Linked DNA regions of Homo sapiens: all the other regions are linked to region 3. The links are chromatin contacts, found by Hi-C or POLR2A ChIA-PET in ENCODE. All regions are on one chromosome and are shown on one strand. The core of a region is the stretch at or near the end of the contact, and the rest is flanking DNA. Distances in the headings are between cores, read along the strand shown. Region 1 holds the start of YLPM1 (YLP motif containing 1). Region 2 holds the start of TMED10 (transmembrane p24 trafficking protein 10). Region 3 holds the start of VIPAS39 (VPS33B interacting protein, apical-basolateral polarity regulator, spe-39 homolog).

Evidence for each region. A loop is a pair of places that touch in the nucleus more often than their neighbours do. ChIA-PET counts read pairs that join two places held with the same protein, here RNA polymerase II (POLR2A). Pooled maps may share reads with other maps.
Region 1: a loop to region 3 is called in a map of CD8-positive, alpha-beta T cell, with 24 times the contacts of the local background. The contact joins the promoter of YLPM1 here to the promoter of VIPAS39 in region 3. A Hi-C loop is called at or near these places in 3 of 168 maps with a recorded cell type or tissue (CD8-positive, alpha-beta T cell and naive thymus-derived CD4-positive, alpha-beta T cell) and 8 of 50 pooled maps.
Region 2: a map of B cell shows a loop between it and region 3 (29-fold over the local background). The contact joins the promoter of TMED10 here to the promoter of VIPAS39 in region 3. A Hi-C loop is called at or near these places in 2 of 168 maps with a recorded cell type or tissue (B cell and naive thymus-derived CD4-positive, alpha-beta T cell) and 6 of 50 pooled maps. POLR2A ChIA-PET finds 5 or more read pairs at or near these places in 1 of 52 experiments (activated T-cell).

Annotation. Positions count from the first base shown.
Region 1 is chr14:74,761,890-74,765,900 of GRCh38, forward strand. YLPM1 (YLP motif containing 1) reads left to right here and starts at 1,427. Exons shown (of 21, transcript NM_019589.3): 1 at 1,427-2,473. The coding sequence starts at 1,601. RefSeq lists an enhancer at 1,135-1,474.
Region 2 is chr14:75,173,690-75,178,022 of GRCh38, forward strand. TMED10 (transmembrane p24 trafficking protein 10) reads right to left here and starts at 2,923. Exons shown (of 5, transcript NM_006827.6): 1 at 2,666-2,923. The coding sequence starts at 2,890. RefSeq lists enhancers at 2,747-3,319, 2,834-3,073.
Region 3 is chr14:77,454,922-77,459,408 of GRCh38, forward strand. It overlaps VIPAS39 (VPS33B interacting protein, apical-basolateral polarity regulator, spe-39 homolog), which reads right to left and starts at 2,680. Exons shown (of 20, transcript NM_001193315.2): 1 at 2,574-2,680. AHSA1 (activator of HSP90 ATPase activity 1) reads left to right here and starts at 3,172. Exons shown (of 9, transcript NM_012111.3): 1 at 3,172-3,348. The coding sequence starts at 3,269. RefSeq lists enhancers at 2,478-3,000, 2,619-3,078, 3,001-3,523, 3,249-3,428.

The DNA.
Region 1 (4,011 bases), core at 177-2,676, 2.7 Mb before region 3:
CCTGCCTCAGCCTCCTGAGTAGCTGAGATTACAGGTGAGCACCACCACGCCTGGATACTTTTTGTATTTTTAGTAGGCATGGGGTTTCACCATGTTGACCAGGCTGGTCTTGATCTCCTGACCTGGTGATCTGCCTGCCTCAGCCTCCCAAAAGTGTTGGGATTACAGGAGTGAGCCCCCGCGCCCTGCCTCTGCGTTTCTTTTCTGTCTATGAAATTATCCCGATTGTTCTGCTCATTGGAACACTGTTTCTGCTTTATAGAATGAGACGTTGCCCAATTCTAGAATAGCAGGTAAAAGTTAATTAAGATCTTTAAACTAAATTTGTTGTAATTTTGTCTTTTGACATGTAATTTTCTGTATATTCGTTATACTTCAATAAAAAGTTAAAAGAAACATAACTAAATTTCTATTTGAAAACAGAAGCTCTTCCTTTTGAAGGATGCCTTGCTGCTCCACTTTCCATTCACATTCACCTCCTGAGAGAGGTGAAGATCTGGGTTGCTAAGATGGAAGAAAGGTCAATTATTTGCATGTTACTCAAGTGATGCACTGACACAATATTCTCACAGTTCTCCCTCCCCCCGCCCCCCCCCACACACCCAAAAGAATTCAGTGTATTAGCTTTGCTTTTTAGTGATTCACTCAAGCTAAAGTAAGAGTTTATGTCTGGTATTACGTTGAGAGCTTTTGGAAGATTATCTTCCAGGTTGTCTTTAGACCATCTTTGTATCTGGTTTTTGCTCTCTTTGCTTTTGCTCTGAGATTCTGCAACACCGATTTATATGTGTTGAGACAGTCTAAAAAATTCCATTTCTCCCCTTCTACAATTCCTGCAGATGTTACTCACTATATGTCTGCAGGAATTGGTGTAATCTTACACTCTGCCTTGAAAACACCTTTCCATTCTTCACAGCTTTGTTCCCAGTTGAATTTCTGGGGAGAATTGAGTTAGGTCTATTCATTTAATTTGGGAGAAACTGACATCTTTACAATTTTTCCTCTTTTCACCCAGGATCATGGTAAGCCTCTCCATTATTTGAAGTCTAATTTCATCCTACTTGGATATGCTTCTTTATGACTCTGTAGCTTTCTACATATAAGTCCTACATCTTTCTTGTTAGAGTTTTTCCTAGTTGCTTTATGTTTTTTTGTTGTTGTTGCGATTGTTGCTATTGTGAATGGAACCTTTTTTTTTTTTCATTCAAAAATGAACCCGTGGAGCGATAGGATCTCTACCACCTCTTTCGGCTGTGAGACTCTATGGTTTTTCAGTTCTATGAGAACATTCTACTGGAGCCTACATTATCTGAACCCAAAGGAAGATGGCAACCACGAGTCGCCAAGTAAAGGACCGCTCTATCTCGCCTTTGTTCTCCTCTCGGTGGTTACTGCGCAGACGTAGTCGCCCAAGTCGCGTCCCCGCCTTCCCGGTCGCGGGCCCAGCTCGGGAGCGCCGGCGCACTGGCGCGCTCCGTTTACACGCTCCGGGGCCTGTAGGCGCCGCGAGTTCCGGCTGTCGCCGTCGCCGCCGCGGCTCCTGGAGGTCGGTTGCGACGAGTAACGGCGCCAGGACGAGCCCTGCGCCTTCTTTTTCGATATGTACCCGAATTGGGGCCGGTATGGCGGGAGCAGCCACTATCCGCCGCCACCGGTCCCACCGCCGCCGCCAGTGGCGCTTCCTGAGGCCTCGCCGGGGCCCGGGTACTCGAGCTCGACGACTCCCGCGGCCCCCTCCTCCTCGGGCTTCATGAGCTTCCGCGAACAGCACTTGGCGCAGCTCCAGCAGCTGCAGCAGATGCACCAGAAGCAAATGCAGTGCGTGCTTCAGCCCCACCACCTTCCTCCGCCCCCTCTGCCGCCCCCGCCAGTGATGCCGGGGGGCGGCTACGGAGACTGGCAGCCGCCACCGCCACCGATGCCCCCGCCACCCGGGCCGGCCCTCAGCTATCAGAAGCAGCAGCAGTACAAACACCAGATGCTCCACCACCAACGAGACGGGCCTCCTGGTTTGGTTCCAATGGAGCTGGAATCCCCCCCTGAATCTCCCCCTGTGCCGCCTGGGTCCTATATGCCCCCATCTCAGTCTTACATGCCCCCACCTCAGCCGCCACCCTCTTACTACCCCCCGACCTCATCTCAGCCCTACCTGCCTCCTGCTCAGCCGTCCCCTTCGCAGTCCCCACCTTCCCAATCCTACCTGGCGCCCACCCCTTCTTACTCATCCTCCTCCTCTTCCTCGCAATCCTATTTGAGCCATTCCCAGTCCTACTTGCCCTCTTCTCAGGCATCTCCTTCCCGCCCCTCCCAGGGCCATTCTAAATCCCAACTACTAGCTCCACCACCACCGTCCGCCCCCCCTGGAAATAAGACAACTGTCCAGCAAGAGCCTTTGGAGAGTGGGGCCAAAAACAAGAGTACTGAACAGCAGCAAGCCGCCCCTGAGCCAGATCCCTCTACGATGACTCCACAGGTAAGAAAGCATCTGCCTGAACCTCATCTTTCACCTAGAGGGCCCTGAATGAGCAGGCCTCAGGGCTTTAACCAGTGGTTAGTCTAATTCCAACACACAATGACTAGCTAACACTCCAAAGGATTCCGTAAGAGTCAGAGGGCTGACAGCTCAGCTTTTTAATTAGCTAGATGTGAATTACCAAAAAAACAGCGTTTGTAGATGTGTATGGATTACATACAGTGGTGGGGTGGCTCAAAAGTTACCTCTCAGATACATTCCTTGGTTTCTTTGACCATCCTCTTAGATTTTGTTGCTGTTGCAAATAGATTTTGTTGCAGAGGGTCTTGTTTTAAAATTGTATTTTAAACGAAAGTTTCCATTTGAGAGAAAGCATGAAAAAGAGGCCTCGCCAAGGGCTGACACTTGAATGTTTGTAAACTTTATGATTAGTTAGCTTCTTTTAAAAATATTACTTAGGGGCCAGGGATAGTTGTCAGCTTCCTGAATTAAGAGGTTTCAGAAAAAGGATGGAAATCTTGTCTTACCAGGAGCATCCTAATTATGCTTATAGGTACATATACAATACATAGATGAGTCCCGAGACCCTTTTGGGGATCGATTGGTCCATTTTAGGAATTGACCCAGACATCCTTTTCTCATATTATTTAAAGATTGTTTTAAGATAATGAGCAATTTTCTGCGTTTCATTGTCATTACCATTCACTCCAAAGAAACAGCCTTGCAATTTGGCCAACGTAAAAAAAGTTTGGTGATATCTTTTCATGAGAGAGTCAGCCATTCTTATCCCGCAGAACAGACAAATTGACAGGGTAACAGTAATAAACGAGTTCCCCCTTGAGAGAGGGAAGGTCAAACTAAAGCAGAATAAATCAATTGTTATGATTTCCTAAAGTAGACACTTTTTCAGCGATTACTAATTTACCTTAGATTCACTAAGGAAAAAAGAGAATCTTGTAATATAAACGCTCAGATTTACCTATAAAAGATTTCCAAAAGATAGGGATGCAGTATTATAATTTTACGGTGGTTTGGCATTAGAAATTAAGAACAGAAGCAAGTTGTTTTAAGAAATGATGCTTGGCACATCTTCTGGAGAAAACACTTGGGATGCTGAAATAAAGTAGTAGAATAATGATTCTGTTGGCTTACATCAAATTTGTACCATCTCACCAGTTTATTTTCCCCAGATTGCTCTATTATAGAGACAGACTTTCTGTCCTCTTTCCCACCCCACTCTGAAGTCTTTAGTGCTTTTGTTGTCAAACATTCTCAGTTAGTCTGAGCCAAAATAGGACATTTATATTCTCACTCTACTAGACTGTTTTTCTGACCTTACAGAGAGACAAAATAATTGTATTTTTGGCTTTTTTTGGGAGGAGTGTGTGTGTCAGATCAGGCCTTAATATGTATAGTTACCATGAACAGTGCTTTTACTTTTCTGCCTTTGTACCCTTTTCTGTAATGAACTCAGTGTCTTGAATATTCAGTGCCTGCAATTCTTTGGTGAGAGGCAGAGTGGTGGAAAATGAGACTTG
Region 2 (4,333 bases), core at 1,673-4,172, 2.3 Mb before region 3:
GCTAGGGTGTGTGCACAAAGTCCTGCTGGTTTTTGTTTTGCTTTGTTTTGTTTTGTTTTGAGACCGAGTCTTGTTCTGTTGCCCAGGCTGGAGTGCAGTGGCACGGTGTCAGCTCACTGCAGCCACTGCCTCCCAGGTTCTAGTGATTCTCCTGCCTCAGCCTCCCGGGTAGCTGGGATTACAGGCACACGCCACCATGCCCAGCTAATTTTTGTATTTTTAGTAGAGACTGGATTTTAGCATGTTGCTGAGGCTGGTCTTGAACTCCTGACCTCAGGTGATCCACCCGCCTCGGCCTCCCAAAGAGTTAGGGTTACAGGCATGACCCACCAAGCCCGGCCTAAAGTCCTGCTGTTGAGGTGCCTTCAGCAGCCCTAAATTCAATGTAATTCCCATAAGGCCATGCTAAACTACAGTTCCTGTTATTTATAGAGTACTTACTAGAAGCAAGGTAACATGCTTGGCATTCTAGAAAAGATGAACCTGAAAATAGTTCCTACCCTGAGGATACTAACAGTCTAGTAAGTAGGTCAAGGCATAAACAAAAACAGTTCAGAAAATAAGTGAGTTCAGGGTACTGTCCAGGGTGGCTCCATGTAGAATGCAAAGTGGGAAGTGACCACACGTATAGCTCAGAAACAGATCATGAAGAGCACAACAAAGCATGTTGAGAAATTTAAACTATCAATAAGCAATAGTGAGCCACTGAAGGGCTTTAAAATATAAGAACAAATCAGACAGCAACACGAGATGAGAGCAAGGTCTCTTTCATTGCTGAAATTCCCTGAGTCCATGAACATCCTCTGAAGAGTTGGAAGCATGATCTCCCACCCCGGAAACACTATATCTAAGCTTCTAAAATCATGCCATCACTATTTTCCTGGGTAGAGAGTTTGATACCCAAACAGAATAATAAAATGATGGGTCACAGATTAATTGCCCTGAAAATAGTTTGTCTCTCCCAAATAAAGTAGAAATAAATTACATGTATTACCACACTACTGGGTTCCACTACTTTAACATAAGTTATGGTCTTATTATATCTGAAACCCTTTTAAAAAGTAAAAACGAGGCCAGGCGCGGTGGCTTACGGCTGTAATCCCAGCACTTTGGGAGGCCGAGGCGGGCAGATCACGAGGTCAAGAGATCAAGACCATCCTGGCCAACATGGTGAACCGTCATCTCTACTAAAATACAAAAATTAGCTGGGTGTGGTGGCTGGCGCCTGTAGTCCTAGCTACTCGGAAGGCTGAGGCAGGAGAATTGCTTGAAACCGGGAGGCAGAGGCTGCAGTGAGCCGAGATCGCGCCACAGCACTCCAGCCTGGACGACAGAGCAAGACTCCGTCTCAAAAAAAAAAAAAAAAAAAAAAAAAGTAAAAATGTTTCTATTTAGTATAACAAAAGCCCCATTGTGTTACAAAGAAAAAAAAAGACACTTTGCTTATTGTGAATGAATAAAATTACCTAAAATGCAACCAAATACTGACAGATATCAAATTATATTAATGTCTCAAAGACCAGGCCAGGCTACTCTTAGCTACAAAACAGAATCAAACTGGTATTATGGCAGTAGTTGTCACCATCCAAGAGCATAGTTGGTATTTACATAAAAGAGCCAAGTCCAGATTCTGGCATACCAAAGAAAAAGGACTAGAGACTGAGACCATTTTGTAACCAATAATCGACTTTAATCAACTACAGAAATTACAAATTTAAAACAAGGAAGGAATAAGGTTGCAGCGCTTTTCCCTCAACATACTTAACTACCAAACTAAGTAAGAATCTATTCCATCGCAAGGACAGAAAACCAAACACCGCATGTTCTCACTCATAGGTGGGAATTGAACAATGAGAACACTTGGACACAGGGTGGGGAACATCACACACCGGGGCCTGTCGTGGGGTGGGGGGAGGTGGGAGGGATAGCATTAGGAGACATACCTAATGTAAATGACGAGTTAATGGGTGCAGCACACCAACACGGCACATGTATACATATGTAACAAACCTGAAAGTTGTGCGCATGTACCCTAGAACTTAAAGTATAATAATAATTTTGAAAAAAAAAAAAGAATCTATTCCATCTGTGACACTTACTAGTTTATCCTACCTCTGAGTCTCAGTTTCCTCATTTGTAAAATGGGGCTAACAGTACCTACCTACTTCATAGGGTAGTGCATGAACCAAATGGTAATATATGCAAAGTAGCACAGTAACTGACACAGCAGATGCTCAATAAATAACATTTTATTAATCACGGTTAGCTCTGTCTCCTTTACTTTCCTGCAGGTATCGCGGTATCTTATGATGCCAATCCGTATAAATATTCAACACCCCAACATTTATTTGGAGAACCAAATTACGGTTCAATGTATCTGAGACCAAAACTGGTATAGGACGTTGACAACCGCCCCAGCTCAGGTGTCACCACATCCGCCAAAGCCTCGCAGCCCTTCTTGGGGTTCCCAGGCGTTGGTGACCCGCCCCGCCCCGCGACAGGCAACCAGCGGGGTGAGGGGGCGGGCTCCACCGCACGTCCTTTGCGCTCCCGGGAGGCCAGAACAACTCCCAGGCCTCCGCCGGCCCGACTCCCCCGAACCCGAGCCTCCCCTCGCCTAAGCCTGCCGTCTTCCCTCCCGGCCCCACGTCGCCCAATGCCGCACCTTGAGGTGGCTGCGCAGGCCGCCAGCGCCCCCAGACTGGTCGGAGATCTCGTACGCGCCAGTCACTAGCAGGTCCTTGTGAATCTCCTCACGGAGGCACTTGCGAGAGTTAATGGGCAGATGGAAGGAGATGGCAAGGACCAATCTGGGGCCGAGCAGGAACAAAAGCAGCAACGCTAACGGAAAAGGGCCGCGCCGGGCTGGTGGGCCAGACAAACCAGACATGGTGCTGGAGACTCGTTCACCACCGAAGGCCTCAACCGCGCCGGAACCGGGGGGACCCACGTGACTCACCTCTGACCTTCTGATGCCGTCCGCGCCATTTTGGAGACTGGCATGTAGAGAAAGACTCTATAGCGAATCTTTTGAAAAGGGAAGAAAGGATAGGTACCATGTCAAAACCGCAAGTTTAAGCAGTTAAAGAAGCTTTAATAGAATACTATTGCAACAGTTTTATTTTTGTTGAAGTTAGTGACTACTGAGTCGGCCATGGCAAGTATGGGCAGCCCTGGAAGTAATTCTCCTTTAATTTCCGAAAGATGTACCCACGAGTTTAAAGGCGAGTGACACCATAGCAACCAAGCCCCAATAGGAAACAGCCACAAGGCCCTTCGCTGGGCCCGCCCACCGGCCGCCTAGGCGCGAGGGCGGGGAATGAGGCTGTGTCTCCGGGGATGGGGCGGTTTGCAGGCACTCCCAAGCGCCTTTGACACCTTGATGACACCTGGGGCACTGAGACACTAGAGAGGAAAATTTCGAGGAAAGATTTCAACTTGGCTATTAGACAGTGTGGACCTTAGAGAAGAAGTTTTAGGGGTCACCTGATGAATGTGTGCCGGGCAGACATCCGGTTCATGTCCCATAGCAGGGTATTTGGGCTGGAGTAATTGTCTGGCTAACTGAATGTACATGGTATTATTATTATTATTATTATTATTATTATTATTATTATTTTAGCAAACATTGAATGTGTTCTAAGCTATATTCAAAATAAATTTGAATTTGGTATTTAAATTGAATAAAACAACATGTTTTGGTCCAGTCTCAGATGAACATAATTAAGGGGTTAGCAGATAAGCGTTGTCAGGGAAAGTGCGTATGTGTGTGTTTTAAGTTCACAAACACTTTAGGGATCAAATTAACTATTAACATTTGCAAATAGACAAGCAAATTGACACGGTAATAATTCATGCATTCATTCAATGGAGTACCTACTGTGTGCCAGACATTATGCTATGCATGTATGTCAACACGTTTATTGATTTAACAAACTATTACTGGGATACTAGCAAATATTCAGAGCTGAAGAATATATTAAAATAAACGGCCAGGCGCGGTGGCTCACACCTGTAATCCCAGCACTTTGGGAGGCTGAGGCGGGTGGATCACGAGGTCAGGAGTTCAAGACCAGCCTGGCCAAGATGGTGAAACCCCGTCTCTACTAAAAATACAAAAAAATTAGCTGGGCTTGGTGGCGGGCGCCTGTAATCCCAGCCACTCAGGAGGCTGAGGCAGAGAATTGCTTGAACCCGGGAGATGGAGGTTGCAGTGAGCTGAGATGGCGCCACTGCACTCCAGCCTGGGCGACGGAGTGAGACTTGTCTCAGAAAAGAAAGAAGGAAAGAAAGAAAATGGAATTGCTCCTTGGCCTTTTGGCTAACATCAAGT
Region 3 (4,487 bases), core at 1,430-3,929:
CTACAGTGAATGAACAAATATTCCACCCTCATGTATGCTTTTTAAATGCCTGAAAGAACGGAAAGCAAAGCAATTAAAAGAAGCAGAATTATCTCACCTAAATCTTCAAATTATGACTATTTTATTAACAACTGTTGGCCAAAATTTGAGAAATGAGGGGATGGCCAAGAAAAGCAAGTATATAAAGAAGTAGTCAAAAGACCACAAGTCCCTGTTATAACTACTATAAAATTCAATTTTGCCCTGCAAAAACAAGTTTTGCCCTAGAATTACAAACTAGGCAGGGCACAGTGGCTCATATCTGTAATCTCAGCACTTTGGGAGACTGAGGTGGGAGGATCACCTGAGCCCAAGTTCAAGACTAGCCTGGGCAACATTGTAAAACTGTCTCTACAAAAAAATTTAAAAAACAAAACAAAAAACTAGCTGGACATGGTGACGTAGTCCCAGCTGCTTGGGAGGCTAAGGTGGGAGGATCACCTGAGCTTGGGACGTCGAGGCTGCTATGAGCTGAGATTACACCACTGCACTCCAGCCTGGGTGACACAGTGAGACCCTCCCTATCTCCAAATAAGGAAACAGAATTACAAAGTAAACTATCAATGCCAACAGGATTAGAATGAAAACTATGATTTAAGCCAAGGACTGGGTATAAAACTCCCACAGCACCAAAAATAACTGTAAAGGCTAAACAGCATCAAGTTCTAAAAGAACCATTTGCTTTTCCTTTTAATAGCACCTTCATCAATAAAAGCTTGAGAAAAGCCTTGTCATGGTAGTCCTGTTGAGGCTTTTGATAGCCCTTAAAGATACTCTACTGTTACTTCCTGACTTTGTTTTCAACTCAGGGGATATAGGGATAGCAAGGGTATTGTGGGGATTTTCTACTATCTGGTCCCTTCTCACGGCAGACATCACTAATTGATTTCTACTGGTACAGGGTTGTTTAAAAATCCTTTTCTGTATTTAATTTTAGGGAGATAAACCAAAAATGCTGGCAGACACCATGAAATCATCCCACACAGACATTGTAGTCAGGCAACCTTGAGTTCAAATCCTGGTTTCTCTTAATTCTGAGCAAAGTGGATAAATGACTTTACTTCTAAGCCTTGGAGAAAATTATATCCTATCTCACAGGGTTGCAGGGAACATCTATAAAAGTGTCTAGCAGAAAGTAAATACTAAATGTTATTTCCTTTTAATATGGAATATCATACTGACATTTTTCTGTCTTGGTTTTCCCGTCTGTTAAATGGGCATAACAGATGACCTACCTTAGAAATGGTTCTGAGGAGTAAACCAGTTAATACATGTAAAGTGCTTAGTGCCTGACCCAAAATTAACACTCAATAGTAACTTTTATTATTAATACATCATCCTGGTACCTTGGGAAAAGCTAAAAAAGAAAATATTTTTTAGCAATCCTAAAGATTAAAAAAAATACAAAAATTCTGAGTAGCCACAAATGCTGAAGATGTGTATAGAACATATAAATGTCTCTGGCACACATGTCAGTTCATAAATCACTCTGTCATTCGTTTGATCCTCAGAACAATCTTGTAAGGTAGGCCTGGGAGATTCCATTTCCATGTTACTCATGGGGAAAGTGAGGCACAAAAGAGTTCAGTATCAAAGCCACTTTGTTAAATGCTCCTATTTCAAATTACAATCCAGGCTTTCTGGCTCCTAGACCATTTCTAGTGTCTTGCATGGTCCTTCTACCTATTTTTCACTTTCCAGAAAACTAGAGATCATTCCTTCACTATAGTAATTATCTACAGATAGACATAGAATGTGTCTAACAAACACAATAATCTACCAGAGGATTTCTGGAATCTTTTTAACCATGCAATGGCAGTAGACAACTGCCATCAATTTGTATTTATAACGCCAAATGAGAAGCTAGGTTTACTTGGCAAGTATAGATAATGATCTAGTGGCTCTAGAGTTATAAAGTAATCAGGTACGATTGTCACTCTTAAGAGTGACAGGTGCTTCAACATGATTTAAAATACTTCAGAGGTTTGTCTTTATCGTCTCTTGTTTACTGACAGCCCACAAGGCAGGGTGAGAGACCTCAGGGGAGAACAGGAACTTTACAAAGGAAAACAGAAGAATCAGCAAGAAAACCACAACATGCTCCCTGCCTCAGAAAACTCCAAAAACCACCTACTGAGAAGTCAGACTTGGTTTCAATTATCTTCCGAGCCAGGAAGATACAGGTGAGGCTTGTGAACTGAGACCAGGGAACAAGAGTTAAGCTAGGATGACTCTACGGGTGAACGTCCAGGAAGCCATGGATCTACCGCAGTCGTCAGAGCCCAGCGGATCCCTGGCAGAGTTAAATGCTCGTTCTGAACCAAATGTCCGCTTCCGAACCAATCGCTGGTGCTCACTCGCAGCCCCAGTCCCAAGCGTACTCCAGCGCCCAAGGGTCGCCCTGACTGAAAGAAGAGAATCAGGCCTGTAGTCATAGGGTGTAGGGATGCCTCCTAGAAGAGGGGAAAAGATCAAGATGCGGAGAGGCTGGATCCAGCCAGATACGCGACCCAAGGGGCTTGGGACACCCTCACCTCTTCCGCACAGAGCCCTCCCTCTCAGGACAGCGCCAGCCTCCGCCGCCGCTGGACCAGCCCTTCTATTCAGGCTGTGCAGCTTAGAGAAGGGGGCGGAAGGGAATAATCGTAGGGCGGAGAGAAAACACGAATAACGAGACCGCAGGGCATGCTGGAAGTCGTAGTTTCTTCTGCCTCTGCTGTCAGGCGCTGTCCCGACGAACCACAAGGCTTCTTGACTACAGCCCCCAGAAACCCCAAGCACCGTGCTAGGTCATTTCCTCTCCTTTCCGCGAGACCTTCCGCGGTTATCCAGCGAGTCACGTAGCAAGACTACAATTCCCATGAGGCTCAGCAAGGGCGATTTAGGGTCCAGGGAAGCAATGAGACGTGTTCTTTGTTTTCCTATGGGTGAGGAATGGTTGTATGAGCAGTTGGGTTTCGGGACGCTTTTTGGGGAGAACCCGATGGAGTCTGAAGGATCTCTAAATCAGGCGGAACCCACGGTGCGGCGAGTTGGGACGGAAGTAACCGGTGGGAGTGGGGAGGAGCCGGAAGTTAAGGAGGGGAGGGGGTGGAGGGAAAAGCAAGCCAGGAGGTGCTTGCGGCCGCTTCTAGTAGTTTCCAGGCGCTGCCGGGCGGCTGGCACTAAGCGGTCCTGAGGCTGTGGCTACGGCTGCTCCGGAGCTGGTGGCGCCGCGATAGGAGAGCCGATGGCCAAGTGGGGTGAGGGAGACCCACGCTGGATCGTGGAGGAGCGGGCGGACGCCACCAACGTCAACAACTGGCACTGGTGAGGGCCAGAAAAGCAGGCCGGCCTTGGGAGACCTGCGGCCGGGCCAGGGTTTCAGGGTTCCTAGAACCTCGGCCCGGACAGAGCTGGGGCTGAGGTAGCCCTGTCCGGAGATGGGGGTGGGTCCTTCCTGTGGCAGGGGTCCGTAGCCCCAGGCCTCTCCACTCCGCGGTCACCTTCTCAGTGTTTGAGGGGAGGGAGATGGACGTGGAGGGCTGCGCCCCAGAGGAGGGTTGTCAGAGAGACTAGGAGATAACGCCCTGGCTGCTGCATCCAGCCCGAGCAGGGAGGTGCTTATTACACGTGGCCAGAGGAGTCACTGAGACTGGAACCTCCTTTGATTGTGTTGGGAGATAGCTGTGAAAGGCCTAAGGCCAGGGGTCTGTAATTCCTATTTTGCGGCCTGCGGTAAAATTAAAAGTCATTCATAGGGGACCGCTGCAGCGGTCCCGCGGGAGATTGAGAACGTGTTGTGCAGGTGCTCAGAGCTCAGATAGCTGCGGCCTCTCACCCGGAACTATCAGGTCGGGTGTGTTGGAACTCCAGGTTGCCGAGCAGCCGTGGTTTTATAACCTGACCGTTCTTAAAATAACTGCCCTCCTTCATGAAATCTTCCCAAAGTAATATTAGTTTCCTTATTTTTGAATTCCACTGAACTTTTTTCGTAATGTTTGTATTGTACCGTTACTTTGTTGCAGCCTTTTTTGCTGTTGTTTTCTCTAATAGTTGATAAGTAGGAAGGCAGATAGTGATGTTTCTTTTCCATATCTCACTTTGTATTCTCTCTTCTTAACATGCAGAGTACTTGACCTAATTTTTGTTGTTTGTTTTGAAGCCCTGGACTTAACGTTTTTGTGGCCATCTAGGGGACAGTGAATGTGTAGGAAGTTTATAATGCAAGTGCGAATCTGATAGGTCAGAACACCGTGCCAATGAGGTCAGGGTTATTGGTTTAATCCTTTCTGGGCCTTTTAGCTAAGTACTATTCTTTCATGGTCCAGTCTGTGTTCCTGATCTCAGCAATATGTGCAGTTTTCCACTTGGTCAAATGGGGGCGCCATGTTAAAGTATCAAGTATTCCCCCGCACCATCATGCCGAGAAAGGAGAGCATAATTTTCCATTGAGTTTATACCATTTT